2 separate regions of the Homo sapiens genome follow, and region 2 is linked to region 1. Evidence: chromatin loops called from intact Hi-C (ENCODE). Cell type or tissue: Calu3. All regions are shown on one strand. Links, peaks and the distances in the headings refer to the core of each region. The heading gives the core; the rest is flanking DNA. Region 1 has its middle 49 kb from the start of FAM47B. Region 2 has its middle 76 kb from the start of TMEM47.

Region 1 (16,094 bases), core at 4,365-12,364:
ACACACATGTTCTTAATCTGTTCTCTACCAAACAGCTAGGAGTATAAAAGAAAATATGACTAACTGGGTTGATTTTAGTACTAAATTGTCCATGGAAGTCAGAGGTTTGCTTAAATTTATCACTGACAACGTACTTTAGATTTTTGCCATGAGTTTTATTCTCTCATGACTCAATACAACAGGGCTAAATTTTTTGTTAAGACAAGAAGAATATATAAAAAAGTAAATAATAGGGAAGGGCAGCATACTTTAGATGAAAAATGAGCAATGCTGACTTAGGAATCTGTAATTCTTTTGAAACTTGTTCAGATTTGAATACTATTATCCCATGAACTGGAAGCATTCTGTCCCTACTAGGGTTACCCCAGGATATTTTTCATAGTTTATAGCCTTGAAAGTTCTCAGCTATTCCTAAACACTTTGTAGAGAAATGGTGTTAATTTTTTTCCTAACACTTCATTCTATTCTGTGAAGACCAAGTGCTCCTAATACTTGTCACTCAATGCTGTCCTTGACATGTGGCTCAAATCTTTGAACTACTGAAGCTTATCTATTTTTGCACATATAAGTGACTCAAATTTCCTGACTCATGGTAAATATCTTTCTATTTTTTATTCTCACTTGTTAGAGGGAGTACACCATTTTAAAAAATATCTTAGTATTTTAATAACTGTGTAACTTGTAATACAAACATACTACATTTGAATAATTTTATATCAGGTAATAAATAATATTTAAGAGTGATATCAAATTAATGTACAGAAGGAAAGTACCTCTTTTATCAGTTTTAGGAGAAATGGCCAATTTTGGCATTGGAGCATATTTATGAGAAATAATAAATATGTTAACATCCTGGTATAGAATTCTAAATTAGATCCACCATAATATATTTAAAAGTGTATGTAGGTTTATTTTTTGGTTGTGGAACAGAAGATGGGTGGGTGGAGATATGTGGGTGCTAAGGAGCACAGAGAACATACTTTATTATTCATTTTGGTTCAGTGGAGAAAAATTACTAAAGGAGCTGGGCTACAGCCAGCAGAATCAGCAACAATTTCTTGTGATAAGGATTCAGTGCTGTATGAGAACTCATATTCTTGGGACTGTATGTTAAAACAATGGAATTTCAACATCAAGGAAGATTACCACTTAGCTGAGATTTGTGGTTATATTATTTCCCAATATCAAAAATGTTTTTGATGAAATTCTAAAGGGCTCACATAATGGTTTATTTTAATCCTATAAGGAAGAAATAATCCCCATACATCATTTTTTTACTTATGGAAACAAAAATATCCAAAATATTGGGTCACTTGAGTGAATGTAATATCAATGGCAAATTTAGATGAAAATATGGAAGATTAAATTTTGAGCCAAGGAATTATGAGTGTGAATTGGGAAACTGATGAGAATGGAGATGCTTTTGGAAATTCAAATAATTTTATTAGTGGCATATAATTAATGTGAACAGTATATAAACTAAACAGATAAGTGGCATGCTTATTTAATAATTAGAGAGTTGTAAATTCATAAACTTCTAATCAGGCTTCTGTCTTCATCAGTAGCTTTATTATTTTGGGGGGCATTCTATCATAACTCCATTTAATTAATCAATCTGGCCAATCACAGAGTGGATGGGTTATCACAGATAACCATAGACTACTGCAAACTTAACTATGTAATAGCTGTTATTGCAGCTGCTGTATTGAATTGGGTTTGTTTACTAGAGCACAATAATGCAAACTTTGAGACACGGTTTGCAGCTATTGATCTAATAATGCATTATTTTCTATATCATTCAATAAGAAGAATCAGAAGCAGTTTGCATTCACATGGTTGGAAAAAACAATGCTATACATTCATAGTAGTTCTTCTATTAACATATATTAATTAGTATCCTATTTAATATGTATTACTTCATCTATAATAACTAGTCCAGCCTCTTATAGAATCCAGTTCCTTAACTAGAAGCTAAATAAATTCAAGTGACTAAAGTGTGGCTCTTTCTAGAAATGTCAAATTACTAAAAAAATAAAAGAGTAAATATATGCACTGAGAGCTAATATACTTAATGCCATTATGCTACCCAGAGAAATTGTCAATCAAGGTAGAGGCCCACAGTAAAAGAAATTCTACAGAATTGAAAGGAAATTCTTTGATATGTTTTCAGTCTAATGGGTTGCTATGTCTAAAGCCTTTAGGCAAAGACCTCTTATACAACAGATAAAAAACAATGAAAAGGTTTAAAGATTACATTATAGATGCAAAAATCTGGTAAATAACTTCATATTGTACCTAGATTAACATCACAGGTGAAATGGAACAATTTTCATCTAAACTAAAAGAAAACACAACCTGGCTATCTAATGTAGATGGAAGAAGTTGTTTGAACATGTTTTCTTGGTCACGCCTGAGAAGTATTTGACCATATGTACAGAGCGCCCTTCAGACTCTTCTATATATTTCTAATTTTTGACTTAAAGTCTGTTTATCTGATATAGATATAGCTACTCCTGCTCATTTTTGGTTTCATTTTGTGTAGAATATCTTTTTCTATCCCTTCATGGTCAGTTTGTATGTATTAAATGAGTTCCTTGTAGGCAGCATGTAGTTGCGTCATGTTTTCTTTAATTCATTCAGCATGTCTGTCTCTTTTAAGTGAGGAATTTAAATCATTTATATTCAAGGTTATTATTGATAGGTGAGGGCTTACTCCTGTCATTTTGTTAATTGATTTCTGGTTGTTTTGTACATCCTCTGTTCCTTTCTTCCTCTCTTAATGTTTATAAATGAGGTTTGTTGGTTTTCAGTAGTGCTAAGTTTTGATTCTTTTATCTTTCTCCTTTGTGTATCTGCTCTAGCAGTGAGTTTTATACTTTTGCCTGTTTTCATGATAGTGATTATTGTCATTTTGCTTCCAGAATAGGACTCCCTTGAGCATTTATTGTAAGGCCAGTATACTAGTGATGAATTATCTCAGTTTTTGCACATTTGGAAAATACTTTTTTTCTCCATAATTTCTGAAGGATAGCTTTTCTGGGTATAGTATTCTTGACTGCAATTTACTTTTTCTTTCAACATGTTGACTATATCATCCCAAGATGAATATTTTAAGCTAATTTTACCATGAAAATTCATCTCTTCAAAAGTAATTATATGAGAAAGAAATATTAATAAAAGGAATTGTCTCTATGTGTCATATAACAGGACCCATAAAAATGACTCAAACTAAGTCATATATAAACAAGATCTAGGGAAATCAGTAAAGCCAACAAGGTAACGAAGGCCAAATTATCTTAAGGATGGGTAGATATCAAAAGAGAAATGAAGAAGACTGAATTGTATACAGGGTAAACAATATAGAAGAAGAAAAGTGCATTATTAGGGAATGGTGAGTAGTTGAGTCTGGCAGGATCACAGGGCTCTTCCACCAATGTAGCAGAAACAATTCTCTTTTGGAGAATTTTGACAATCAGCTAAAAGAATATGTGCACACATTTTATGTGTATTTGACTTTTTTTTAACAAATAAGGGAAAAAGTTATTGTGGTATTTCAGGAAGGTAAATCTGAAAGTAAGAAAAATTAATTGGAGATCAGGTGCAGTGGCTCACGCCTGTAATCCCAGCACTTTGGGAAGCTGAGGCAGGCAGATCACTTGAGGTCAGGAGTTTCTGACCAGCCTGGCCAACATGGTGAAACCCTGTCTCTACTAAAAATACAAAAATTAGCTGAGTGTGGTGGTGCACACCTGTAATCCCAGCTACTAGGGAAGCCTAGGCAGGATAATCTTTTGAACCCGGGAGACAGAGATTGCAGTGAGCTGAGCTCGTGCCAATGCACTCCAGCCTGGGCAACAGAGCGAGACTCCATCTCAAAAAAAAAATTAATAATTGGATATAGGAGACTCTAGATAACATTAAGGAAATATTGGAATGACTTCTGTATTAATTAATAAGGCTTAGGCCTTGGAGGTGACATTGCCCACAGATAGAACAACCATTGTGAAAGATTATGAGAAGGGAAAATCGTTAGGACTTAATGAACTACTCTTGGAGGTGAAAAAAAGAAAAGTCAGAACAATAGAGTTTCAGGATATGATGACTTGGAGATCAAAGTAATTTTAAGAGTGAAACAGAAATTCCAGAAAAGAACTTGATTACTTTTATATGACATGCTGACCTTTAGCCAAGGTAATTCTTACATTCTGTAAGACGACAAATCTTTACAGTAGTAAAGATTTTTTAAAATAAAAACATTAAAAAATAAATACTTGTTAATTCTTGGTGTTATATATTTCTCTGTAATTTTCTGACACTTTTCATTTTTTAAGATAAAAAGAAAATAAGTAAAGGCAATAAGGGCAAATAAGTGTGTTAATAAATAAGAGCTCAAGGATGAATAGGTTAGCTTATTTTTAGTTTGGGAAAAGAATGTAGGTGGACAAGAGGAAACTGTCATTTATTATATAAAAATAAGAAGGAAGACATAGAGGAAAGAATTGATTGGATATCATCAAAGGCAGTTAGATAACATGGAATCAGGGGAGTTAGAAGCTTCGAAAGTAAATTGGAAGTCCTGCCCTGGGATGAGAGGTTGAGCTTAAATTTACGGAATCATCTAGAGTCAATGAAGAAGGAAGGTGTTTAGATAGTGAATTTTCTAATTATATGCAGTCAGTCTTTCAACTAGTTTGTAGATGTAGTCATCTATTAAGAGTAAGATGCTGATTAAATTATACCACTGAGGAGTGTATAAAAAGTCTGAAGTGGCTTAGGTGATCACAATAGAAATTCAACAAGAGGTTTTTTTTTATTGATGAGGAGCAGTGAAAGAGCACGTGGGGTTAGAAAACGTTAATTTGTAATGGATTTTCAAGGCAAATAATTAGAATTTTCTTCAGATCAACTCTTGACAGCAAAAGCTTGGTAACTGGAATGACAGATCTGGTAGTTCAGAGTGTGAAAGTTTCTATGTGAGAAAGAAAATAAGATCCCTGGCTCGGCACGGTGACTCACGTCTGTAATCCCAGCACTTTGGGAGGCCGAGGCAGGTGGATTCCCTGAGGTCAGGAGTTCAAGACCAGCCTGGCCAACGTGGTGAAATCCCATCTCTACTAAAAATAAAAAAATTATCCGGTCATGGTGGTGCGTGCCTGTAGTCCCAGCTATTCGGGAGGCTGAGGCAGAAGAATCGCTTGAATCCTAGAGGTGGAGGTTGCAGTGAGCCGAGATCATGCCACTGCACTCCAGCCTGGGTGACAGAGCTAGACTCCATCTCAAAAATCAAATCAAATCAAAACAAAACAAAAGAAAAAGAAGAAGAAGAAAAGAAAAGGAAAGGAAAAAAGAAAAGAAACCAAGAGCCCTAAGACTTGATAGCTGATAGTTGGCCTTATTGCTACGAGATAGACTATAGTAAATTCAGGCTGAACATAATTTCATAGAACATCAACATTGGCTGAGAATTCTCTGTAACTGTGATAAAACAAGATGAAAACGACGATACTCTATGATACCACTGCAACAAAAATTTAAACAGCACAACATAAACAAAACCTCTGTGCAACCACAAAAAGGACCAAATATTCTTCTCTCTCTGCTAACTTAATCGACTTCTGTTTCTGAAACGACCTTGTTGTATGGAGTAACACCCGAGGTTTGTTGTCTCATTTCCACGAAGAACAAGGATATGGATACACAAAGAATGAGGTTGAGAGTGGAAGTTTAATAGGCGAAAGAAAGAGAACAGCTCTCTGCTGCAGAGAGAGGTCCTGGAAAAGTGGGTTGCCAGACCTGGGGTGAAATGCAGAGGGTTTTATAGATGAGCTGGTGGGGAGGTGCTGCCTGGTCTACATAGGGCACGAAAAACTGATTGGACCAGTTGTGCCATTTGCATAGGGAGTGAATCTCTGGCTGCCCCCTGCTAATTTTTTGTTAGGCAGGCAGGATCTCTGCCTGAGCTGCTCCATGTTGCTCATTTCTTTATTACTGTACACGTGGTAACAAAAAAAGGGAAGATGGAACCTCCATGTTGGACATGCCTGGCCCCCAGGTAGCCCTTTTCTATTGGCGCAACTGCTAGCACTCCCCCATGCAATCTTGCAGCTTCCTTATCTGTATTTGCAGCTTGATTTTTCAGGCTGCTCATTGTTACAAAAGAAATGATTTTGGGGGTTGCTTTTTGCTAGAAAAGAAATTCTGCCAAGGACTCTTGCCCTACTATCTGCCAGAATAATTTCTTTCTATCTCCTGTATTATTTATTCCCCAGTGGTGATTCTAGCCCTGCTCAGTTTCTTCTGCCACCCTGAAAAAAAGTGTTCTTGCTTTTTGCAACATACACTTCAGAACAAACGTTCACTTCCTCAACTCCTGTTTGAAGTGTCCCACTGTTCTTCACGGTTTAGTCTTTCTTGTTGCTACAGTTAACTCAACTTTGTTGACTATAGGTATTCCTGGCAGTCCCCCATTGAAGAGCATCAAGATAAACACAAAACTTGGCACTTTCATCATTAACACAACTACTCATGGGGCCAAAGCTTGGAAGGCACAAGTAAAACCAGAAGGAAGCTGATGGATTGATAGATAGAAGGACCAGAGAGATAGCACGCACAACGATGGTGGAGAACTGGTTTAGTGTGTAAGATACTGTAGACAAGGAACATAGGAGAAGACAGACTTCAAAATGGTGATGACAATTTGTACTGAGTCCCTACTATTTATTGTGCAAAACACAGCTTCTTAATTTCAGTAAGCTCTAGTACTCTAATTAAAGACTAATTTTTATTATGAAGATGGAGCTTAAAGAAAGCTCTTTTTTTCTCAATGTGAATAATCATTTGCACATCAATTCACATTCACAGAATATTTTCAAAACACAAGAGTGCTGCAGTGTTCCCTCCCTTTCTCCAATGATATGATAGAGAAAAAAAAGGAGACTATTTCCTACTCTAAGAGGGGAGCTGAAAGAACACTGTCTCTCCTCTCTTGCAGGGTAATGTAACTCAAATTAAATGAAAATTCATTTATTTTGTCATTCGGAGACCACGTCAATCACCAACTTGGTCAATGGAGAAAAATTATCACTAAATATTTAATCTTGTTTAAACTTAGTCCAATAATATTGAGAAGCATCTTTCAGAGATGCAGATTATCAGGATAAAATATTTGGACTCCCAGAAAGCCTCCACTTGCCCCTGCTTCTCACCTTAATGTGGTCTTGTGTTATATTGAGAGAGGGATTTTAAAGATCACCTTGACATGAAAAGGGACCAAAGTCCTCCAAAGTGATGCCCTCTATTTTCCTGGTCTCTCACAACATTCCTTGTAAACATGGACGCAGTTAACCTTGCTAGTAGTCATGGCTGAAGCCTGTTATTGGTTCAGTTAGTGATCTGGTCCCTTTTAGTTTGGTTCGTATGATTGGTCCTCAACTCAGTCTCCACTGGCTCCAGGTTGCTGATTGCAATTGATCCCCTATCACATCTATTAGCTTGTCAGCTACAGGGTTCCTTTTGACAGGCCAGCCAGATCCTGACTGAATACCCGTGACATATATGAATTGGGGTTTCTTCAGGAAAGGAAATTTCAGGGCTTCCATCTGTCAGATCCCATCAAAGTGCCAAGTTCCTAGAATCTCATTCAAGGTTGGTAGGAGAGGGGGCAGCCCAAGAAGTAAACCTTTTCTAGATCTCTCAAGTAGCCTCCTTCTCAGACTTTAATGTTATCCTTATTTATCAGAGATAGCTCCTTCCTATACTCTGCAGCCACAAGCAGGGAAATTGGTGACTGCTTCTTTCGTTCTCTCCCTCCTTTTCTTCTTTCTTCTAGTCATTTTCTAGACAGAAATAGGCAGTATTTCTCTATACCCTCCCTATGCGCTATTTGCCTTGTGCCATTGGGAAGTAAGCTTAAGAGACTAAAGTCCTATATGGGTGGGATAAGGAATATTTATAAACTGGATTCACTAGGCTGACACTTCATAGCCTATGATATGGATAATACTTATTAAAGACAATTCTGGACCTGCAAGTCTGCCACCTTGTGGCACAGTCTAATTTAAAATATTATTAACTATTGCCTAGGTCTTCTGTAACCAATTATAATTACTTCTCAGGTAGATGGATACCTAGGAAAAACTAAGTCAATTATAGTTTACAGGGAAAGTAAGAAAGAAACAAACTAATCTGTTAGTTCAGGGAGAACTGATTGATAATGTAATTGAAGTTGTGTTAATGGTGTCAATTCATGACAGCAAAACAGCAACCAGGAAGAGCACTAGGGTTTATGACATTGTGTGTCTTGACACATTATTTCGGATCTGAGTGTTTGGGGTGGTGGTAGAGGTCCTCTAATTATTTTTCTTTTGCTAGAGGGACATTTGATTACTAACACAGAGAGACAGCACCATATAAAATTATACATTCTACACAATTTACTTTCTCTTTCAAGTTCAATATACACAACAAATGGTGAAATATTTATTTATTAAAAATTTGTAGTCTGCAGCCCTCTCAGTAAATGATTCTATTTTTTTCAATCTACAATATGATTCACGTGCTCTATAACTGTTCTAACTATTCTAGAACTATGAGGGTAATGCTAGGCATAAGATGGAAACATCTCCCTAATCAGAAGAGGGAAGTGAAGATTTTAATGTCTATTTAAAATCAGTTAAGGTCTATAATAAAAATGCTAACATAACACAAAATATATTATTAAATATATTTACACACTAAATATCCCCTAGTGTTGTACAAATACTAAATCTTAACCAAAACTGGATTACATTGTATGATACTTAAATTCTGCTTTTCCTACTTCATGAATTATTTCAAAGGCAATTTTCACCAGCATGTGACTGTAAAGTGCTGATATATATATATATATATATATATATTTTTTTTTTTTTTTTTTTTTTTTTTGAGACGGAGTCTCGCTCTGTCACTCAGGCTGGAGTGGAGTGGCCCAGTCTCAGCTCACTGCCAGCTCCGCCTCCCGGGTTCACGCCATTCTCCTGCCTCAGCCTCCCACGTAGCTGGGACTACAGGTGCCCGCCACGACGCCTGGCTCATTTTTTGTATTTTTAGTAGAGACAGGGTTTCACTGTGTTATCCAGGATGGTCTCAATCTCCTGACCTCGTGATCCGCCCGCCTCGGCCTCCCAAAGTGCTGGGATTACAGGCGTGAGCCACCGCTCCAGGCAAGTGCTGATATTTTTAACCCTCTGTAAATACATTCAAAGTTTAAACACAGTAGAGAAGTTTCTCATCTGTTGGAAATCTCACATAGCTATACTGAGGAAAAGAAGTTGAGTTGTCTTTCAAATTGGACATACTAATTTAACTAAATATATTATATACCATACCATACGATGTCAACGGATTTTAAAATTGGTAGTTTGAAGGTTAAAAGTCACTCACTTCACATAAAATATTAAATTGTGGAGTAACAAATAGGATAATGATTTAATACCAGTTCAGTGATCAAGTTACATTCATTTAGAAATGACTGATTTTATACATATATGCCACAGGGTAGTACTGATTTAGCAAAATGTGCTTCATTTCCATTAAACAAATTTACATCACATGCATACAAACAACCTGCAAAATCTTCACTATATTCTATCATAGATATCCACTGCAAAACACTGTAAATATTATCATCTTAATAATTCTCATTGCTTCTCTAACTGTAGAAATATTTTGAGTTTTGCCTTGACTGCGGGCAAGATTTTAATATGGAATGTTTTCAAGGCTTCACATTCCAAAGGACATGAAATGCTATTTTAGGCGATAATTTCTAAGAACCTTGGTCCTATACAGGCAGGACTCATAAAAGCCAATCCTTTGATTCTCTCCAGTGATCTCATGTGCCTACAGTAAAAACGACTTTAAAAAAAATTTACAACTCTATCATGAATATATTGCCCTTTTGATTTGACCCTACCCGACCAGACAGATCACCAGCTGAATGGAATCTAAAATAGTTTATGAGGTACTACAGTTGACTGATACATAAAGGCAAAATACATGAAGAATATATTTTACTTTGTTGAGTAAACTAAGGGTACTAGGATGACTACAATTGTCCAGAAGCTGTAATCAATGTACCTGTTATATTCAGAGGAGCATTAAAATTTTAGATTATCATTAGCAACAAAGAGTGAAAGCTAATATTAATCTCAGCATAGCACCTTGTTCCCTTAAGCATAAAGAAATAGAATTTGGCAATGCTGCATAGTTTTGGGGACGTAATACAGTGACAAAAAGATATAGAGTTCCAGGTCATTGTGGTGAATGCTTTGTGGTGATGTTAATGGTGGTGATAGTGATAGGCTTAGTGGGGTGCATGCCACTGAGGGGCAGGGCCATAGAGAGGGAAACGAAGCCATCTGAAACAAGTAATAATCAACATCAAAGAGCAAGATATATGAAATGTTTTGAAAGCATGCCCACAAATTCTTTGAAGCCTTCTTTAAAAGCTGAAGCCGAATTCCCCTCATTTTGAACTTAGGCTGGCCTTGGTTACTAGCTTCTAAATAGTAAAATGTGGCTAGAATGATGCTGCACCACTTCTGAGGCTAGGTTTGAAAAGGCATAGTTTCCCTCTGGCTCACTCTCTCTCAGGATATTCACCCTTGGAACCAAGGCCACATGAGAAGACCCCCTTGTAGGTGTTCCAGTCAATACCCTTTTTTGAGATCTCAGTTTACAGCTAGAATTACCTGCCAGCCATGTAAGATCAGACATTCTCACAGATGACTTCAGTCCCTGTCACTATCAAAGTGCATGAAAGACTTGAAGCAAGAACTGCCCCGCTGAGTACAGTCAGCACCCAAAACCATGAAGAGATGATAGTAATAATAATAATAAATGACTGGTGTTTTACTTTGTTAAGTATTGGAAGAGTTTTATGCAGTAATAAACAACTGAAACAATGGGACATTTCCAAAACTAGTGGTCCTGAGAGGTGGCTTGTGTGGACATTCCTGCCGAGGTTAACATGCTGTTCTCCAGGGACTAAAGCAATTCTTAAATCTCTATCAGAGATGCTGAAATGCAATTCACATAAGGCAATATATGATGGCAAGTAATAGGGACATGCTTTGTGTGATATCTCCTTAATATGAAGTGATTTGTATATAACCTACGAAATGGGGAGCTAATGAGTTATAATTATTCCATTTGTGTCCAGCCCTGTCCAAGGGAAAGTGTGACTTGACCACCTGCCATGAGAATTTGAGGTAATTTGGCACTCTTGCACTAGAGACAGGGGATATCTGAGTACAATCGTCTAATGGAACTAATCACTTAATCATTTCTGTTTATTTCACTATATATTTATACACCATGTTGTTTCAGAAAAGATTTGAGTAAGTTTAAAAATATATATCCTTTTGGGAAAGAGAGCATAAATTTAAAATGTGACAAATTTGGCTCTAACTCTAATTTTTGTTTCTTTCTTCTTCTTCTTTTTTTTTTTTTATGGAGTCTTGCTCTGTCGCCCAGCCTGGAGTACAGTGGCATGATCTCAGCTCACTAGAGCCTCTGCCTCCCAGGTTCCAGTGATTCTCCTGCCTCAGCCTCCCAAGTAGGTGGGATTACAGGCTCCCACCATGACGCCTGGCTAATTTTTTGTATTTTTAGTAGAGATGGGGTTTCACCGTGTAGGCCAGGCTGGTCTTGAACTCCTGACCTCAAGTGGTCCTCCCGCCTCAGCATCCCCAAATACTGGGATTACAGGTGTGAACCACCATGCCTGGCCTAGCTCTAATTTTTCTAATATCCAAAATACAATGAGACATATAGACAATTACATAATTCACAGAGTTCATAAAATTCAACAAAACAGTTGCTCAGGGGTATACTTATTCCTAAAATAAAAAGTGAAATAGAATTATTTTTCATTCTGGGCAGGGTCAAAAGAAGAGGTTATGATGTGTTGTAAATGAACAACATCTTTTAAATTACTACACAGGCAAGATCCGGAAGAGTTATTTTTCCTGTTATTCTTTTACTTTCTCACAGTTTAAATTAAATAAGTAATACATTTTTACTAAAAATAAGAAAACAACAGGAAAGCATATAAATTAAAAGATGAGAAAATATCCCTTTATTTTTGCCCTTACCCTGATCACCAAATTTGAAATGACACTTTCATCAAACAAACCATTTTAGACTCTATTTAATTTCTTAGATTTGTTTATTCTTGCCATGGCACCACACAGTTTATCAAGATTGTTTCTCAGACTATTCTTCAATAAGGCTGACAGTAAAAGCATTTCTGTATGTATGAATATCAGGGAAGGAGGCAATATAATATGATCTAAGTACCAGATCTTCTGTTATGACAATCTAAGGATTCATTTTTTAATGTCTGGAAAAGTATATGCAACACATCTCATTCAAACAACTCTTCTGAAATATTATTTTTTTAAATCAATTGCACTGGTAAAAATACTGAATGATGGAGAGCATGAGATGATTTTTTCTAGTAATTGTCTAAAATATAGCTATTAAGCATTCAATATTAGTTTAGAGTCATAGGTCTTAGGAGTAGCAATTTAGGGGTATAGATTTAACATATTTTGGTGAAACTGTAGTATGAATTCATCTGGAATAGAGGGATAATCATCTTCTCTGAGGAGAGTTGAGTGGGATCAGGACAAACCTACCTGAAGAGCAAAGTTTCCTTCCATAACTTATTTAAATAGAAGGCAATTCGTAAAGGATTGGGTGACCAAGGCCCCAGGGTCTTGCCCCATGGTTCCAGTCATTTAAATGTTAGCATTACCTTCATTTGATTACTTTCCTACAGAAAAGGAAGAAACACATCATTTTTTATGAGTATCTGTATCTGTTGACAATTTTATTTTTCAGTTCAAATTATTTCATCAACATTTTATTTATCAACATTTTCATCCATGATTTGAAGGAATGTGTTCATGACTTAGTACCTAATTATGCCTGACCAAGTGAAGAGAATCAAGTGATTCAAAATACGTTGTCTGAGTCCATTCATCCCTTCATACAACAAATATTAACTGTTTAATATTTTATTTAATATTTAACTGGCATTGTATTGATGTGCTGACACTGTCTTTGAGGCTGGGGTTAAAATATTTAGCAAGAGAGACATATCGGGTTTTTCTGGTCTTCTGGATTTTTTTTCTATTTGGAAATAAAAACAATATACAAATAAGTGTGATATTTCAGATGATGAGCATTACGATTGGGTTGTGTCTGTGGAAAATAATCTTTGGACTTGTAGCTGTAAGACTAAAGACAAGAGGAAATGAATATAAACACGGTAACCTAGTTTTGATAAAGTCATTTCTCATTAGAATATAGGTTATCGATTCTGAATTTGGCACACAGATATACTTGGATTGAACAAAAAAGTAAATGGATAGCAGGTGTTAATCAGGTTTCTAACTGTTGAGTAGAATGTTACAGATAAACGAGGGGGTAAATAAACCCTTTGATACTGAATTAGGATTGGAGACCAGTATAAACTCATTTTTATCTTAATTTAACATAGTTGGATACATACAGAAATAATTTTAGACAGGTGTGTATGCATGGTTTATTAAGCATACATATCTTTCTTAGCTCTGTTCACTGAGAGGGCTTATAAGCAAGTATACCTCTGTTGCAATAATCAAGCACTCAGGTCTTAATTTGTGATACCATCCTCCAATCACAGGAATCAGGGCTTCCTGGAGAAATGGCTGGGGCAGAGAATATACAAGATGAGCCTGGAACATCTAATAGTACCAGAAAGTAATGCAGTGTTCCAACAAAAAAGATGAAGTCATGTCAAAGAAACACAGGAGCCAACCTGAAAATGTTCCCAGTGGGCAAAGCTAGAGCAAATTGAGCAACAAAAACAACAGCAACAACAAGAAAAACATTGTAATGGATCATAATACAAAATATTATACATATATATATATGAATCCATATGAAAATAAATAAAAGATCAAATAAGTAAATATATGAGAGAGAGGGGAGAAATCTGTGGTACAGAAAAACAATTTATATACTCACATCTCATGGAATTGGAGCTTAACACTCCACCCCTTGAGTGTGGACTGCACTTAATGACTTTCTTCCGGAGGGAACTATAACGGGAGGCAGGGGAGTAACTTTACAGTGGAAAATCCTAACAAGCACTAGCTCCATCCCAGTGACCCAGGTTAGCTTCATCGGTGATGCTATCATGTGGATAACATGTACCGTTGATACGATGTAATAAGTATGGCGCTTCCCATCTCTAGTCTTCCTCCCAAAACTCCATAACCTCAGTTTAACCATGAGAAAAACTTCAGACAAACCTAAATTGAGGGACATTTGACAAACTACTTCACCAGTCATTCTTAGAACTGGCAAGTCCATCGAAAATAAGAAATATATAAGAAACTGTCAGAGTCCAGAGGAGGCTAAAGAAACATGGTGATTAAACATAATGTGGTATCCTGATTGTGATCTTGGAACATTTTTTAAAATTAGATATAAACTAGTGAAATCCAAATACAATGTGGAGTTTAGTTAATAGTAATATACTAATATTTGGTTTTCTATCATATGAAATATAGTAATGTAAGATGTTAAAATAGAGGTAACTTGATGTGATATATAGGAGCTCTTTGAAATGTCTTTGCAACTTTACTGTAAATCTAAAGCAATTCTAAAATTAAAAGTTTATTTAAATTTAAAAAACCAGGCTTTGTGATCATAGAGTGAGGATCAGAGTGAGATGGTTACTTTAGATTGGAGGTAAGTAGGGGAAAGTTTTTCTGAAGGTATGGTACTTGAACTGAGGCAGAGCCAGGGATACAAAGATCTGGAAGAGGGGCATTCCTGGTAGAAGGAATAGCAAATGCAAAAGCTTGAGGCAGGAATGAGCCTGTGATTTTTAAGGAATAGCAAAAAGCCTGTGGCTAAGACCACAATGTATGAGTAGAGAAACTGGTGATAAATGAGAGCACAGAAGAAATAAAGGGAGTAGAATATCTAGGGTTTTTCAGGTTGTATGTCTGTCTCTCATATTGGACTAGGAATTTCCTCACCGTAGAGTATGTGGCATCCTTTTCTGCTCCAACTCTATGATATTGACTAATAAATACAGTATGTTTTTAGTAACTGAATTCAAAATTGAAGGAAAAAACATAGACCCAATGGTGTACAGAAAAATGTTTAACCATTGATTTGCTAGAGGACAAGCCCAGATTTGTAGTGTTGGCCAATTTTCTTGATGTACGTAATCTCACTGCAGTCAATTTCAAGCTACCAATGTGATATTACTAAAGGAGGCATTGGGAAGAGGTGTACACAATAAGCTCTCAAGAGCTAGTAGAGCTCCAGCACATCACTGTGAAGACACCACATAGGATCTCTCTGAACAAAACTCAGCACAGTTTTCAGGTGGCTATGATTCCACCTAATTGTTCAATCACAAACACATATTTTCCCAACTTTTTCAGAAGGACATATGAGAGACATTATTAAATGTCTTCAATCACAAGTCAAAGTTACCCAGAAAAAGAAAATCCAATTGATAGGTACTTACTTCGGTTTGTTCTTGGTGAACTAATTTTTGCTCTCCCAAATCACCAATTCCCATTCACAGTACCTACCCACAAATCATCTCACCAGAATCATTTACTAAGGATTTCTGGGTATTAATTTTGATAGTTTAAGTAGCTAGTTGGAATCTCCATCCCAAGGTCCTGGAGTAGGGCCAGCATGCTAATATTGGAAAGGTTTTTCGGAATTGAGCAATTCTTCCCTGGATGCCTCAGACAATTAGGGAGAGCAACATAATAAAGCAGCTGCTCTATGTCCTGATGAATCAAGAAAATGGAGGTAACCAGGGTTGAAGGAATAGCATGAGGATGCATGGAAAGGGAACAAATCCAAGAGACTGTTCTAGCAGAAGCAGACAAGAACCCATAGTTTTTCATGAGTCTTTTGGAGAAGTCTCATAGGATGGCATGGACTTACAGTCATCATTCAGTTTCCTAAATTGTGGAGTAGATTTTATGTGTATGTACAATGAAAATTACTGCAGGCCATATTTCAGTGGTGTA
Region 2 (16,094 bases), core at 4,304-12,303, 310 kb after region 1:
CAAGACAAGGTTGAATATCAACACAAATAAGCTTCTAAATCAATCCAGGAAATGAAGGAAAAGGTAAACATCTTAAAAAGAAATTAATCAGAGCTTCTGGAGTACAAAAACCTTAAAATACAACTGAAAGCTTTATCAATAGACTGAACTAAGTAGAAGAATGAACTCCAGAGCTTCAAGATTGCTCTTTTAAATTAACCCAGTCATACAAAAATAAAAAAGGATTCTAAAAGATTAAGTCCTTGAGAAATTTGGTATTATGTAAAGTGACCAAACCTACAAATTATTGGCATTCCTGAGAGAGAAAGAAGAAAAGGAAATAACCAGGAAAACATATGTAAGAGACTAATTCAAGAAAATTTCCCTAATTTTGCTAGAGAGGTAGACATCCAGATACATGAACTTCAGAGAACACCTGAAAGACACTCATGAGATGAGTGTCTGACTTCTCATCAGAAAACTTATCAGATGGGAGAGATTAGGGCCTATTTTTAGCATTCTTAAAGAAAGGAAATTCCAACCAATAATTTCATATCCTGCCAAACTCAGCCTCATAATTGCAGGAGAAATAAAATATTTTCCAGACAAGCAAGCACTATGGGAATTTGTTACTACTAGACCAGAATTACAAGAGATTCTTAAGGGAATTCTAAACATCAAAACAACAGAATGATACCTGCTACCATAAAAGATCACTAAAGTACATAGCCCAAAGACCCTATAAAGCAAACACAAAATAGAAACTACAAAGAGACCAGCTTACAACTTCACAATAGGATCACAACCTCACATATCAGTATTAACCTTGAATATAAATGGCCTAAATGCCCCCACATAAATGGCACAGAGTTGCAAGTTGGAAAAAAAACAAGACCCATTCATCTACTGTCTTCAAGAAACTCATGTCACACAAAACAACCATAGGCTCAAAGTATAGAATTGGAGAAAAATATGTTATGCGAATGGAAAACAAAAAAGAGCAGGGGTCATTATTCTTATATTAGATGAAGCAGACTTTAAACAAACAACAGTAAAAAAGGACAAAGAAAGGCATTACATAATGATAAATGTTAAACAAAAAGGCATAACTATCCTAAATATATACACACCCAACACTAGAGCATCTAGATTCATGAAATAACTGTAAGACCTACAAAAAGACTTGGACAGCCACACAATAACAGTGGAGGATTTCAACATCCCACTGAAATCATTAGATGGATCATCAAGGCAGAAAACTAATGAAGAAATTGGAGATTTAGATTTGGCCTTCGAACAATTGGACTTAGTGGACAACTATAGAGCACTCCACCCATCAACCACACAATATATATTATTCTCATCTGCACATGAAACATACTCTAAGATGTACCACATGTTCAACCATAAACCAAGTCTCAATAAATTTAAAAAAATGAAATTATACTAACCATACTTTCAGACCACAATGGATAAAAATAGAAATCAACTCCCAGAAGATCTCTCAATTCCACACAATTACATGGAAATTAAACAACTTACTCCTGAATGACTTTTAGGTAAACAATAAAGTTAATTTTTTATTAATGAAAAATTAATAAAATTTTTTGAAATGAATGAAAACAGAGATACAACACACCAAAATCTTTCACATATAGCAAAATCAGTGTTAAGAGGAAAATGTATTGTGCTAACTACTAATCTCAAAAAGCTAAAAATATCTGAAATTAACTAACATCACACCTAGAGGAACTAAAAAAACAAAAACCAAGAACAAACTAACCCTAAAGCTAGTAGAAGCAAAGCAATAACCAAGAGCAGAACTGAATGAAATTGAGACCCAAAAATCCATATAAAGAATCGACAAAACCAAGTTGGTCCTTTGAAAGGATAAACGAGATCCATAGACTGCTAGCTAGATTAACAAAGAAAAAAAGAAAGATCCAAATGAGCACAATCAGAAAAGAAAAAGGTAATGTTACATCTGATCCCACAGAAATACAAAAGATTCTCACAGACTTTGGACCCAAAGTAGACAATTTAGAGAAAACTAATTAAATATTTAATCCATTTTAATATGTGTACATTGTGAAACAGCTAAATCAAGCTAATTAACGTATCTATTAACTCACATACTTAACATTTTTTATGGTGAGAACACTTAAAATCTACTCTCTTGGCTATTTTCAAGTATACAATACGTTGTTATTAACCACAGTCACCATGTTGTATAATGGATCTCTTGAAGTTATCTCTCATATCTAAGTGAAATTTTATATCCTTTGACTAACATCATCCCAATGCCTCTCTTCCCTAATTGCTGCCAGTTCCTGGTGACCACCATTCTTTGCTTCCATGAGTTTGACTTTTTAGATTCCCCATGTAAGTGACATGCATTGTTTATCTTTCTGTGCCTAGTTATTTTACTTAACATAATGTCCCCCAGGTTCATCGAAGTTGTTACAAATGACAGCATTTCCTCCTTTTTAAACTAAGTATGTTTTTTGCACTTTTATACTTTCCTGTATTTAATACAGTTTATCTAATGAGACAAGCTAAATTTTAAAAATTAATGTACGTTTGTATTTAAAATAAATTTATGTTTGTGTTTGTTACATAGTTCATTCTGTAGATGGTGATAATCTGTGACGTTTCGGATTCTTCTCAGTGAGGTGTGCTGTAATGGAAAAAATGTGACTCAACTAAAAGATTTGCTTTCTTTTCCTGATTATTCTGCTAACTGCCTATATTTAGTGAGTCATTTGACCTCTTTGAGGTGAGTTTCTTTATCTGTAAAATGAAGAGTGTTGATCTACCTTACCTCAAAATTTCCATGTTTCCTTTGATACCAAAATAAACATTATGTGTGACTCTTCTTAATTGGATATCTTAATAATATTGCTAATACATTTTCAAATTTAAAACCCTCTGTACGTTGCATGTATTACATGTTTTTCCTAAAGCCCATAACACAAATACCTGAAGCCTAATAGACAGTCTTTCAAATCCTTGACAAAAAGTGTAACTTGTAATCACATTTAGATTTTGCTGTATTAAAAGTTCTCCTGAATTTGCTTATTGAAGGAAAAAGCCTTTTTTAGTAATTTATCTGAATGTTGAAAATATTGCAAGCTTGCGTTAAAGACAATAGTAACTTTCACATGCATATTCACATTAACAACCTCTTTTTTCCCAGTGAAAGCATCATTGGCTATAAAAGTTACATATCTGCTTTTTCTTTACTGAGTGAAATTGGCTTTTGACTCCTCTGATTACATGATAACTAAATCGGACATCTGGTTCTAAGTGATATGTTTTCTTTGCTTTTTCATTTGTTTATTGTTGTTTGCATTACTGAAAAATGCATTAAAACTGAATGCTGATGAAAAAAGCAGAATTCTGTCAGACGGAGAGAACAAGCTTTCTCACTGTAGATACCATTTTAACTTTGAATCTTTCAAGTGTAGGTTTTTCTATTTGTCTATAGTTCTTTCCCCAAGACATGTTTTTCTTCTTCAAGTCAGATAACACTTTTCAGGAGATAGGAAATGATGAGGGGATGCGTACTTTTTCTTCTCTTCATCACTTACCTTAGGTGGCTACAGTAATGCCACAAAATAATAGGGGTAAGTTCTAAATTGAATCTAGCAGCATTTTATGTTATATTAAGCAGGATTTTAGTTGGACCTTTGGTGATTTCATAGAGAACTAAGTGAGTTTAGAGAGTTCTAGATATTGGTTGTATAAAAGTCTCTCTCTGTATATATAAAATAAGCCTTTTAGCCAGAATTCTGAAATGCAAATAAAATGTAGACTTTAAAATACACACACACACACACACACACACACGCACACACACACAACCCAATTATTTAAGGAACCAGGAAAGATATAGTTCTGTATTTTATTATGTTATATTTTCACAATACTCATATATAAGACTCTGGAATCTCATTTAAATAACAGGAAGTGAATAAGCCTGACATCTAGTAACAATACATTTTGGGAAATGTACACCCAACTGTGATCTTTGCCTTCAACAATTTACAAATGACTTTAATAAGCCTGAGAGTGCTGTTCTCTAATGGCAGTGTGTAAAGATATTGTTCGGAGTAAGAAAACGGAAGCAGCTGGTACTATTGTGCGTGATTCAGATCACAAAAAAAAAAAGCGTATATCCTGTTTCCACCGTGTCCAGAAAATCTCTCTTAAACCTCAAAAAATTAGGAATCAAATTATTTTGAAGGCTTTTGTGTATCCTGTATTGTAATGAAATATAATACTTAGGACTCTGAAATTTATTTCACTTCTGGAGAGTCCTGCAATTTGAGAAAATAGTGAGAAAGCGCTATTGAGAAAAACAAAACAACATAGCAATGATTTAAGCTATAAATAGTCATGGTTTTCTTACCTTTTAGTGAAACACAGATGTCACATTTGGAGCAAGACTTCTGTGGTAATGTGTTTGAAAATAAACACCAACAGTTTTCATTGAATCTAATTTACCTGCTATTGATTAGTAATGCTTAGCATTTTGAGAGCTTGGAAGAAAACGTGGGAGGAGGCAATCATCCCATCACTGTTACTTCACAGACAGCAAGGAAAATTACTTGAATTAAAGTCTATGCCCAAGTTCACATTCTCAAGCCTCCTAATAGATTTCTTACTGATGCCCTTCAATTCAGCTAAGGGAGCAAAATGATGTTTGTTAAGCATTGACTCTTAAAAGCCAGAAAATCCAAAGGAGATGCTGACAGCTGGTGATTTACTGAAGGAAGGTGAAGAAAGAAAAAAAATGGGTTGATATTTTAGCTTAGGTTCCTGACAGAGTCCAATATGTAGCTGCAGCTTGACTGTCTATACTCTGAATTAAAACAGGATAAAGCTGCTGGCTAATTATTCATAGGTCAGAAACTTGGCAGAGAGGTTAAAGAAACAAAAGTAGGTAGTGGGAACAAAGACTCTTTGAGGAAGATCTCATAAAATGGAGTTACTCTATCCTAACCGCACATTTAGAATAACCTGGAGCATTGTTAATAATGCATAGACCTCAATACAGACAAACAAAATTCATATAACCAAGGACGGTCATGGGCAGCCATGGTTGAGAACCACTGATTTAAATGACCATCACTATTTTTCTAGCATGTACCTATAATGGGGAAATTTTAGATTGAAAATATTTAATTAGTTTAAAAATATTTTTGTTTACCAAAGAGGAATTGTGCAGTTTGAGGGTATTTATTTAATAAACCATAATATGAGAAAACATATTTTAAATAACATAATCTTGGCTCACACATGATAGAAACTCAACGAAAGTTAGTCTCTGTTTTTTTTAGTACATCCGTGTATTTGTATACTCATGTAGGCACAAACACACATACATATATGGTAGTTACATGACATTAAATAAGTGTGATTTTTTTTCATAGAAATGGAGAATTAACCTCACACAGAATTAACCTCACTTATTATCATTATTTGAATGGCAACAAATTGTTTTCCCACAACAACAAAAAAATTTTGTTTGAGTTTTAGCATTACTTTCTAAGGTGTTATTACTTGTGTCTATAAAAGGAGTAAGACATCTGTACCACTAAAAATGATTTGGTTGCAAGTAACAGAAAATTTTAACAAAGATAACACTTATTGGCTCAATTTTCTGAAAATTCCAAATATGTTTGTGTTGCAGGTTGGTTTACACGTAGATGGCTTCAAGTTAGAATTGGTTCAGCAAAGTAAAAGTGTCACCAAAACTAACTTTTTATTTTGATAGAGTAACTGTTTTTTGCCTTCATAGAGTTGACCTATTCCTGAGGCTTGTTCCCCTAACTCTTTTAAGATGGCTGCTAACACAACCTGTGACACAGGCTGCCTAGTTTTCCTTCAGTGAGCAAGTGAGAGCATCTCTTCTTCCAACCATAAAACAGTGCTAAGCAACATTTTAATTAATTTATTTATTTTGAGACGGAGTCTCACTCTGTCACCCAGACTGGAGTGCAGTGGCACCATCTCGACTCACTGCAACCTTGGCCTCCTGGGTTCAAGCGATTCTCCTGCCTCAGCTTCCCGAGTAGCTGGGACTACAGGTGTGTGCCACCACGCCCGGCTAACTTTTTGTATTTTTGGTAGAGACGGGGTTTCACCGTGTTGGCCAGGATGGTCTCGATCTCCTGACCTCGTGATCTGCCCTCCTCGGCCTCCCAAAGTGCTAGGATCACAGGCGTGAGCCACCGTGCCCAGGCCAACTAATTCACATCACATGCTCATTCTTAACCACACATTGGCCTAAGGGGAATGGAATTATGTTGACTGGTTTGGGTAGATCCAAATCTGGAGCAAAGAGGTAGGATAACATGGTTGCCTTGTATACGTGTGTGTGTATGTGTGATGTGCTTGTGTGTGTGTGTGTGTGTGTGTGTGTGTGTGTGTGTGTGTGTATGATGGTAAGTGGGTAGATTCCAGGGAAAGCAACCATCAATGTCTACTACCTGATCAAAATAACATGTTTTAAACAACTAGATCAACTAAGAGTTAATAAATTAGAATTAATGAACATGTCTGAATATTTTTATTATCCACCATAGAAAATTATGTATGGTTAAATTATAAGTTGAGGTTCAGATGCAACAAACATTTTCCCTTTTGGATTCATGGAGGGCATAAAGTATCCTGCACGACACTATTTTATATATATTTATAAATTCATATCATCTATTATTTTGAATAATTTGAAAACAGTTTTGCCACTGTAACACTCCTTGTTATATTCAAATATTTCACTGGAGATAATACATATAGTTCAGAGGGTCTTAAGTGTTCTCACAGCAAAATAACCTCAGTGTTTCAGTAAAATTTTATGTGGGGCCCCCAGACCAAAATTCATATGTTATAGTTTTGTTTATTGAGTTATGCCCTGACAACTTAATAGGCATTTTTCACTGATAATTTAGTAGTCACTTGGGGAAAAAATGTAATACACATAGATTAAAAGAAAAATAGAACTTTTATTTCATTTTTAACTAGCCACAAGATGCATGTACCTGTTGAGCACTGTACACACTCTCAAACCTTGGAATCAGTTTGTAGATGATCGCCCTCATTTCTTGTACTATATTATTTTTGTGCAGTACTTTCTTTTTATCCTGGAAATTGCTAAAACCCCGTTTCACAAAGATACAATGTTACCAAAAAGGAATTTCACGTGATCTAATGGTGAAACTGGGAACTACCTTTCCTAGTAGTTTATACTGTGTCTGATGGATATTAGTAGATTCCTTTTGAATTTGTTTTTTAGTTTTCATATATTTAGAAAGTACAAGTGCCATTTTGCTACATGTATAAATTGTATAGTAGCAAAGTCTGGGCTTTTACTGTAGTTATCACCTGGAGAGTAAACATTTTACCCACTAAGTAATTTTTCACCCCACACACCGCCACCCCCAACTTCTCACCCTCCCAAATCTCCATTGCCTATCATTCCAGTCTCTATGTCCATGTACACACATTATTTGGTTTCCACTTATGAGTGAGAACGTGCCGTATTTGACTTTCTGAGTTACATCACATCAGATAATGTCCTCCGGTTCCATCCATGTTGCTGCAAAAGACATGATTTCATTATTTTTTTTTATGGATCAATAGTATTTATTTGTGTATACATACCACATTTTCTTTATCCAATTATCCATCAGTGGGCACTTAGGTTGATTTCATATTTCTGATATTGTGAATAGTGCTGTAATAAACATACGGGTTCAGGAATATTTTTGATATAATGATTTTTTTTTCCTTTGAGTACATACTCAGTAGTGGGACTGCTGAATAGAATGGTAGATCTATTTTTAGTTCTTTGGGAAATCTCCATACTGTTTTCCATAGAGGTTATACTAATTGCATTCCCACTAACAGTGTATATAAGTGCTCTGATTTCTGCACATCCTCACCAACATCTGTTATTTTTGCCTTTTAATAGCCATTCTGACTGGTGTAAGATGGAGTCTCATTGTGGTTTGGATTTGCATTTTTCTGATGAAGAGTGATGTTGAGCATTTTTTTTTTCATATGCTTCTTGGCCATTTGTATGTCTTCTTTTGCAAAACGCTTGTTCATGTCCTTTGTTTGCTTTTTAATGGGGTTATTTGCAGGTATTTTGTTGAGTTGTTTGAGTACCTTTTAGAGTCTGGATATTAGTCCCTTGTTGGATGCATAATTTACAAATATTTTCTCCAATTGTGCAGACTGTCTGTTCACACTATTGATTATTTCTTTTATTGTGCCCATGACCAACACCACGCTGAATGGGGATATCTGAAAGCATTCCCCCAAGATTTGGAACAGGTCAAGGATGCAGACTCTCACCACTCCCATTCAACATAGTACTAGACGTGTTAGCCAGAGTAATCAGGCAAGAGGAAGAAAGAAAAGGCATCCAAATGAGAAAAGAGGAAGTCAAATTATCTCTCTTTGCTGACAATATGATCTTATACCTAGAAATCCCTAAATACTCCTCCAAAAAACTCCTAGATTTAATAAATGAATTCAATAAAGTCTCAGCATACAAAATCAACATACAAAAATCAATAGCATTTCTATACACCAGTAATGATCAAGCAAAGAACCAAATCAAGAAGTCAATCTGTTTCGAAATTTTAAAACAGCTCTTAGTATCACAAAGTGCCTTGATACACAGTTTAGGAACTGTAGTTATAGTTGTAAGAAGACACAAAGCAAGAGTCAGAATTGGAAAGGCAGGCTTCCAATTACAAAATATCAAAAGATGACAACTAGTATTAAAAAAAAGGGAATCATCATGTACGTTTTTCAAGTATCTTCTTAAAAAGTTACATATTTGATTTGTATAAAAACATTTTTTACTTTTACACATTTTTTCCAAAACGCATTAATGTAAAAAGTGTATCATATTCTATAAACTGATCTTTGGAGTTTTTAAAACCATCTATTACTTCTATAAGTATTTCCTACTAAAGATTACTGTGGAATTACAAAATCATTCTAATGAAAAATGGGAAGAGGACAGTTCAGGAAGAGATACAACCTGACATTTTTATAGATTGCAAATTTCACTACATTTCTACCTAAAAATGGTACCAGTACCAAATGGCAGTAATTCCTGGGACCACTGAATATTCCGAGCTAACTCATTTGCCTTATTGACTTATTTCACATTTGTGACTAGGGAAACAATACATCATTGTAATTTTTCCCTTCTGAATTTCCTCTTACAATGGCTGATTGTTAAAGAATTAGGACAGATAAGTGCTACTTTTACTCTTCTAAATAATGACCAAAAAAAGCCCATAGGCTAATGTATCACAATAAGATATTAGAAGGAGAAAAATCGATTGTCAGTAAGACACTTTGTAATAAATCTTACAACAGTGACCTTGCTTGGCTGCTATATACTGTATAAAGAAGAGAAGCCAATCAAAACTGCATGAATGATTAATGCATTTCATACAAAGCTCGATGATATCCTTAGAATATATTTGCTAAGGTGCTGCAGTCATAAGAAGTCAAACAAATGTGAGAGCTCAAGTAAGGAGTTTCAGAAGGAGTTCTTAAGAGAGACACATGCAGCTAATTTCTTAGTTTCTGTTGACTGTACAAATGGAAGTACTGATATCAGAATACATGTTGTAAGGAAAAAAAGACATTCAGATTGCCGTTTGAAGTTATGAAAACTAGGGGACTACATAGTAGATTTGATTACTGAGAAGTCTTATAAGAGGATTCTGCATTTTGTTCTGTTGACATTAGGTTTAATAACATGATTTTCCTTGGTCAAACAATGCGTGCCATTTTGCAGCACAAATTTTAAGAGTGAATGTGTGGTTCACCATATCTTTTTTTTTCTTCCTGCCTCAATGTATAGCAGAGTTGCAGCTGCTAGGTATGTAGAATGACTGAGCCTCTGAGATATTTAGGTTGTTTGTCACTGCAGCATAGCATAACCCATCCTGACTTATGCAAGTTATTGGGCATTAATATTAGTAGAAACTGAATTTGGGGAAACTGAGGAAGAAGGAAAAGAAGCAATGGCTTTCAAAATGGGCATATCAAGGTTTTTTGAGCAGGTAAAAGAATCAGGCTGTAGAAATGGAGAAAGAAGAAAATAAAGCTTTGGCAATAGCTCCACTGTTGGAATCCACACCTTGAGACTATAGTGAATGATCACAGCTCTCAAGATTATCCTGGAACAGTCACTGCCATATGTTTTCTCTGAGCTCAAAGGGTTTCAGCTACTTTCTTATGGTCTCACAACTAGTAAGTCCAGACTCGAAACACATTGCTTTCAATTCTATTACACTGTCATCTAAACACAGAACATGAGCACCTGACTAAGTGTGGCAACTGCTCAGAGCTCCATTGGAAATTGGAGAGAGAACCTGATAGGGGGAGTGCAGTTAGCTAACAGCCTCCAGCTGCAGTGCCTTTAGGATTTGGGATTCAGTGTAGGCATTTGAGCCAAGGATACACTCTCCCCAGGAAGTCCCCAGCCAATGACTGAGCATGGAAAAGGAATTTGGGTCTGGCCATTTCTGCCCAATGCACTGTCTCCTATGGGCAATCTTTACGCTAGAGCTCTCCATTCTATTGCCAAGACCTTCTCAGAGCTGCACTGTGCTCTGAGGCTCTTCCTATCCCCTCCTCCTACTTTCCCCCTTCTCCATTCACAGGAGGGGGTCAGAACAACATTATTGTCAGAAGATTTTTCTGACCTACTCTTGGCCCCTTCCCCCTTATCTTACATAGGTGTCATCTGTTAAAAAAAAGTATTCTGACATTTGTAAAAAGGTAAGGATGACTTCATTTGGGAACACTATTGCAATAGATGTTAACACTACCATAATAGGGGAGAGAGATTAAGCTCAACTCCTAATACAGTAGATAACTGGGGATTTATAGCCAATGAGCAGAATGAGGGGCATCAGAGGATGGAAAGTTAGGAAGAGGAAACATCAAGGGTAGGGTCATTTTTGCTAAACCAACTTAACAGGATTCTTGCTGAAGTCAGGCCAGGATAATCTGATATCAAGGCATTCTTACTACACTGCCTCAGCAGGATTCTTGCTAAACCTGGGCTAGGCAGTCCAAAGACAGGGCCTAGTTGAAAAGAGGGCTCAGAGAAGGCTGTCTAAAGTTTGGCCAAGGAAGCAGTCTTTGTCACGCCCCAATAAATCTCTTATACTCCTTATTCCATCTTGGCATCTACTTTGTGAGCCCTTGAACTGACACACTTAGGTGAACTGGAAAATTTGATTAACACTATGTAGAGTGGCAAAATATGTACACCTTTATGCCAATATTATTATGGCTTGAAGAATAACGTTTCTCCTGCTTAAAAAAATAAAAATGGTTAGAGATTTGAGTTCTGGTAAAATGCTGCCATCTATGGGCGATTTCTCTTTTGTTAAGCACTGAAGGTAGGAATTCATACAGATTGTCTTATTTAATGCTCATACAACATTGCAAGTTAGATTATATGATTATTTTTATTTTATACATAAGGAAACTAAAGCTGAAGTGAAATTAATTGTATAAGATGATCCTTATAATAAATAGCAGAGACAAAATTCAGGGCCAGATCTGTCATAATTATTTATTTATTTATTTATTCATTTATTTATTTATTTTTATTTTATTTTTTTTGAGACAGAGTCTCACTCAGCCACCCAGGCTGAAGTGAAGTGGCACAATCTTGGCTCACTGCAACCCCCGCCTCCCGGGTTCAAGCGATTCTCCTACCTCAGACTCCTGAGTAGCTGGGATTACAGGCGCGCGCCACCATGCCCGGCTAATTTTTGTATTTTTAGTAGATGGGATTTCAACATGTTGGTGAGGCTGGTCTCAAACTCCTGATCTCGTGATCCCTCTGTCTCGGCCTTCTGAAGTGCTGGGATTATAGGTATAAGCCACCGTGCCCAGCCAGATCTGTCATGTTCTAAACTGTCACTATTTACTCAGGGTCAAACTGCTAGCTGATAAACTACTGTTATGCAGTTTTGCTGTGTGTTGGGAAAGAGGTGTAATATTTGGAGTTTGATTTGTTGTAGGAAAAAGTTGAAGGACATAAGAGATTTTGTATTAAATTGTGAATATAACATTTTATGCACACTTTTCCCATGGTTATGCCAAGCGCCTGGGGTGTAAAACCTGTTAGGCTCAAATGGATGGTTTCAATTTGTGTGTACATCTCTTTGGATGAGGAGTTCTATGGCTAACAGAAATCTGAGAACTGTAGAATACAGTAGAAAACAGAAAAAAATAAATGGTTCTAAATTCAACTTATATTCATAATATTAATTTTATCTCTTCTGAAAAAATAAGAATCTGAGAAAGTTTGGTCATGGACCCAGATTGTGACTCTCAGCTCTCTAGACTACTTCAGTAACTGCTTACACCAAATACCATTCCTACTTATGTACCTTCTCCTTTGTAGTACCTGTTTTAGCCAGCAGTGAACACTGGAGAAAGCTGGTGATTTATTGTGTAATGGAAATTAAATAAGGAAGCAGCAAGTTAAGAGATAATGTCAATAGTCTAAATGGTATTGTTTAGTTTTTGTTTTTCTCTGAACTCTGACTCTGAACCCATTGATTCTTCATGTGACTTATCCCAGTTATGCTGCCTTAGCCTGAGTCATGAATGGATTGATTCTTTATCTTACAAAATGAATATTGAGCTCTGTAGTAGATATTATCATTACTGTGCCAGATCCCTCAGATTCCTTTTTACTATGCACATGTGCACCTAAGCTCCCCTTTGGTGTGCTTTTGCATCTAACAGTCAGCAACTTTGCATCTTTTTCACAACACTGCCCTTGGGCTACTGATGGCTCTTTTGCAGTGCTTGCATGTACACACACACACACACTACACATACACTACACATACACATACACATACACATACACATACACATAGCTAGAAATGCCTAGGGATTTACATCCTCTGTTTGATGGGCAGGACATAAAAACCCAGCTTTCTTTTCTTGGGACAAGATATCTCAGACTTAGCTTTCACTCCAGGGTTACCCTATAGGATCAGACTGAAGTTTTATCATCTGTAGGAATTGCCCTGAGATCAAATCTTTGTTAGACTTCCACCCCTTGCCTATCCTGTTGCCCCCGGCTCCCTTACCAGTTTCCCCTGGGTCAAGAGCACTTTCTTAATAAATCACTTGCACAGGAATCCTCATCTCAGAAACATTATCTGTTTCTAACCTAAGAAAAGCACCTACTAAACCTAAGGCAGTATGCAAAGCGATAAATATGACTGTTGCCTTCAAGAGGTAATTGAGTAATCACAATAATGTGTGCTATAACACAGCTGATATATATTATGAAATGATATTACTGAGAAGTAATATCATTTCATTACTGAGAAGGAAGTGATTATCATTAGCAATTCTATTTACACAAATTAACATTTAAGCACATTCTTTAAGGGTGAATGGATGGGTAGGTATTACTAGGATGAAAAGAAACGAAGGGTGTTTGGAGCAAAAGAAACAGACTCTACTTTGATAATAGTTTCCCTGGAAACGGGTTTTGTAGATTTCATTTTATTTTGAAGCCAGTGTTTAACAGAGACCTGTGGTAGATGAGCTCCACTATGAACTCTGAGAAGGCAGGGCTCTTTCTGATTTATACTGGTTATATCACTAGTGCGTAATACATGGTTTAACACGGATGGTCTTTAAAATATTTTTGGACAAGTGAACCCAGAAACAAACACATTCTAACTTTCCTATTTTCTGTTATGTTCCCCAAGTTTAGCAAGTTTAAATTATATAGAGAATCTGCATATAATAAGAAAACACTCAATAGTCTAAGATTTTTTTTTCTTTTTTAATGTACTAATTCATAAAGGTAACGTTTAATCAACTCGCTTAATATTTTTAAGTCCCTACTGCATTGCAGGCACTTTGCTGTTTTGTGATTATAAATCCTAGTCATTCGGAACTTAAGATTTATAATTTGGGCAGTAGTACACATTCAGCAGCTAATTGTGTGACTTTGAGCAAGTAATCTATCTCCATGAAAAGAATAACAGTGCCTATCTTATAGGGTTCTGTGAAAAGTATATGAAGAAATGCATGAACAATTCAAACCATAGTGCCTGGCATATAGTAAGTGCTCAGTAAGTGTTAGTTGTTACTCATGTTAGTGTTATGATTGTGACTTTTTTTCCGTTATTCTCTCCTGCACCAGACTTATATAGGTTCTGTGACTTTCTTTGCTGTAGAGTCAGACTTTTATTGTGTTCCATTCTTTTGAAAGAATAAGAAAGATAAATGAGTATAGCATACTATTTACAAAAACCCTGACATCCCCATCAGCTACAGAATGCTTAGGTTCCTCATTCGTCTCCAAAAAAATGATTAACTCTACATCTTGGCAGGACAAATTCATATGTAATCAGTTGGCTTCCATCTAATGAATGACCATGTAGATTTTCAATGTAACCAAAGGAAATGTTGCCTGCAATTTTCCAAAGGAACTGTTCCCTAGCAAACAAGGAAAAACAAAATGCCTTCGAGATAGGAAAAAACAACGTTAAAGGTATTCAGTCAAACACTTAATAAATATTCAGATGTTACATAAGCCATTGTAAATCACTTAAGAAAGATTAGATGTTTTCAAATTTAAAGTTAGAACATATGAATTTTGCACATTTGATTCTGTTCTGTAATTCTAAAAAATTATTTCTCAGCTTATTTTATTTGAAATAGGATATTAGTTATGATTTTCCCATTGGTGATTTTTAAAGAACTATAATGTCCCACTTAATATGTTTCAAATATTTTCATATTAAAATGCCTAATTTGATAATAAATGGAAAGTAGAGCCTCATAATATTTATCTAAGACTTTAGTATTAAATACATAAGCAGTATTTATTTTATTTTATTTAGGATAACTGATATTTCAGTCACTTGCCAATAACTTCAGTATGATTTTCTGCACATAATAATTGGAGGCGGACACTGGGAATTTTCAAAAGATAATTTGACTATCGAGTTCTGTGAGGTCTGTCATTTCTCATTGCTTGGTTAAGTGAAACCTGCTTAAAGACTTGACCATGAAATATCATATGCTTCTTGACACCTATACTTCAGATAGAATAAAGGCATCAAAAATGGTTATTAAACATGAGGCTTTAATTTTGTCTCAAGTCATTCCTTTGTATTTAAAGTTTTAATTATAATATTAAAAATCAGGTTTGATATTTTACACTAATTTTATTCATTTAACTTATTTCAAAATGAAAATGATATACAATGCATACAACTTTTATTTAGCACCTCACTGTGATCTAGGAAATGGTACTTGTTCTTTAGTATAAGCTCGAAAAATGGCTCTTGTCAGTTTCCAATACTGTTCACACACTACTTTGAAAATTTTCTTTAAAAATCTTCAAATCAATATTTTTTCATTTGGTTCCAGCCAAAATAGCTTTTACCTGCTATTGTGAAAATTACTTCATTTGGCAAGTAGAATGACTAAATCTGGATCATGAATATCAGAAGTTCATGAATTTCCAATTTATGATGAAAGGCTCTAAAATATTCTTTGTGCATTGAGAAAGCTTCTTAATTCAAAATAATATTTTTAACAAAACTAAAATATCACCAAAATTACTCTAGGAATATCTGGGAAAGTGTTATGTGAAAGTATAATGCAATGTTTAGGTAGTTCATTAAATTTTGTCTTCAAGAGCCATCAATTTTTATCACTCATCTGAATAACTTATAATATCAAGCAATCTGATCAACAGCTATTTATTGGATTCAAAATTCTTCTAAGCATTGTACATAGTTCAAAATAAACAGAAGACATTGATTTTGCTTTTAAGAAGCTTAGTTCTTATTTGGGGATATACACTGAATAAAAATAATTTTATCAGAGAACAGTTAAATATAAATCTGTATGGCACAACTCTAAGTTTATTACTTTGTAAAAGAGGAAAATCATTAAAGGTTGACATTTAAGGAAAAGTTTCCAGGAGAATCGTCGCTCACACTTGGATTTGAAGAATGTCTAGGATGTGAGCACAGAGGAACAGACTATCACTGAACTGCTTCGAT

What was found. Hi-C counts contacts between places; a loop is a spot of excess contacts. Peaks named below come from ENCODE experiments on the same cell type or tissue, not always from the same donor. Only the 100,000 strongest peaks of a DNase experiment are listed, where the experiment ranks them.
Region 2: a loop joins it to region 1, with 4 times the contacts of the local background. A loop is called at or near these places in 2 of 110 quality-filtered maps.

What each region holds. Positions count from the first base shown.
Region 1 is chrX:34,885,895-34,901,988 of GRCh38, reverse strand. No RefSeq gene overlaps it. Among named protein-coding and RNA genes, the nearest start is that of FAM47B, 49 kb to the left of the region's middle. In Calu3, for the core only: a CTCF peak has its summit at 8,006 (motif pointing left); no DNase peak of the experiment used is centred there.
Region 2 is chrX:34,573,727-34,589,820 of GRCh38, reverse strand. No RefSeq gene overlaps it. Among named protein-coding and RNA genes, the nearest start is that of TMEM47, 76 kb to the left of the region's middle. In Calu3, for the core only: no CTCF peak of the experiment used is centred there; no DNase peak of the experiment used is centred there.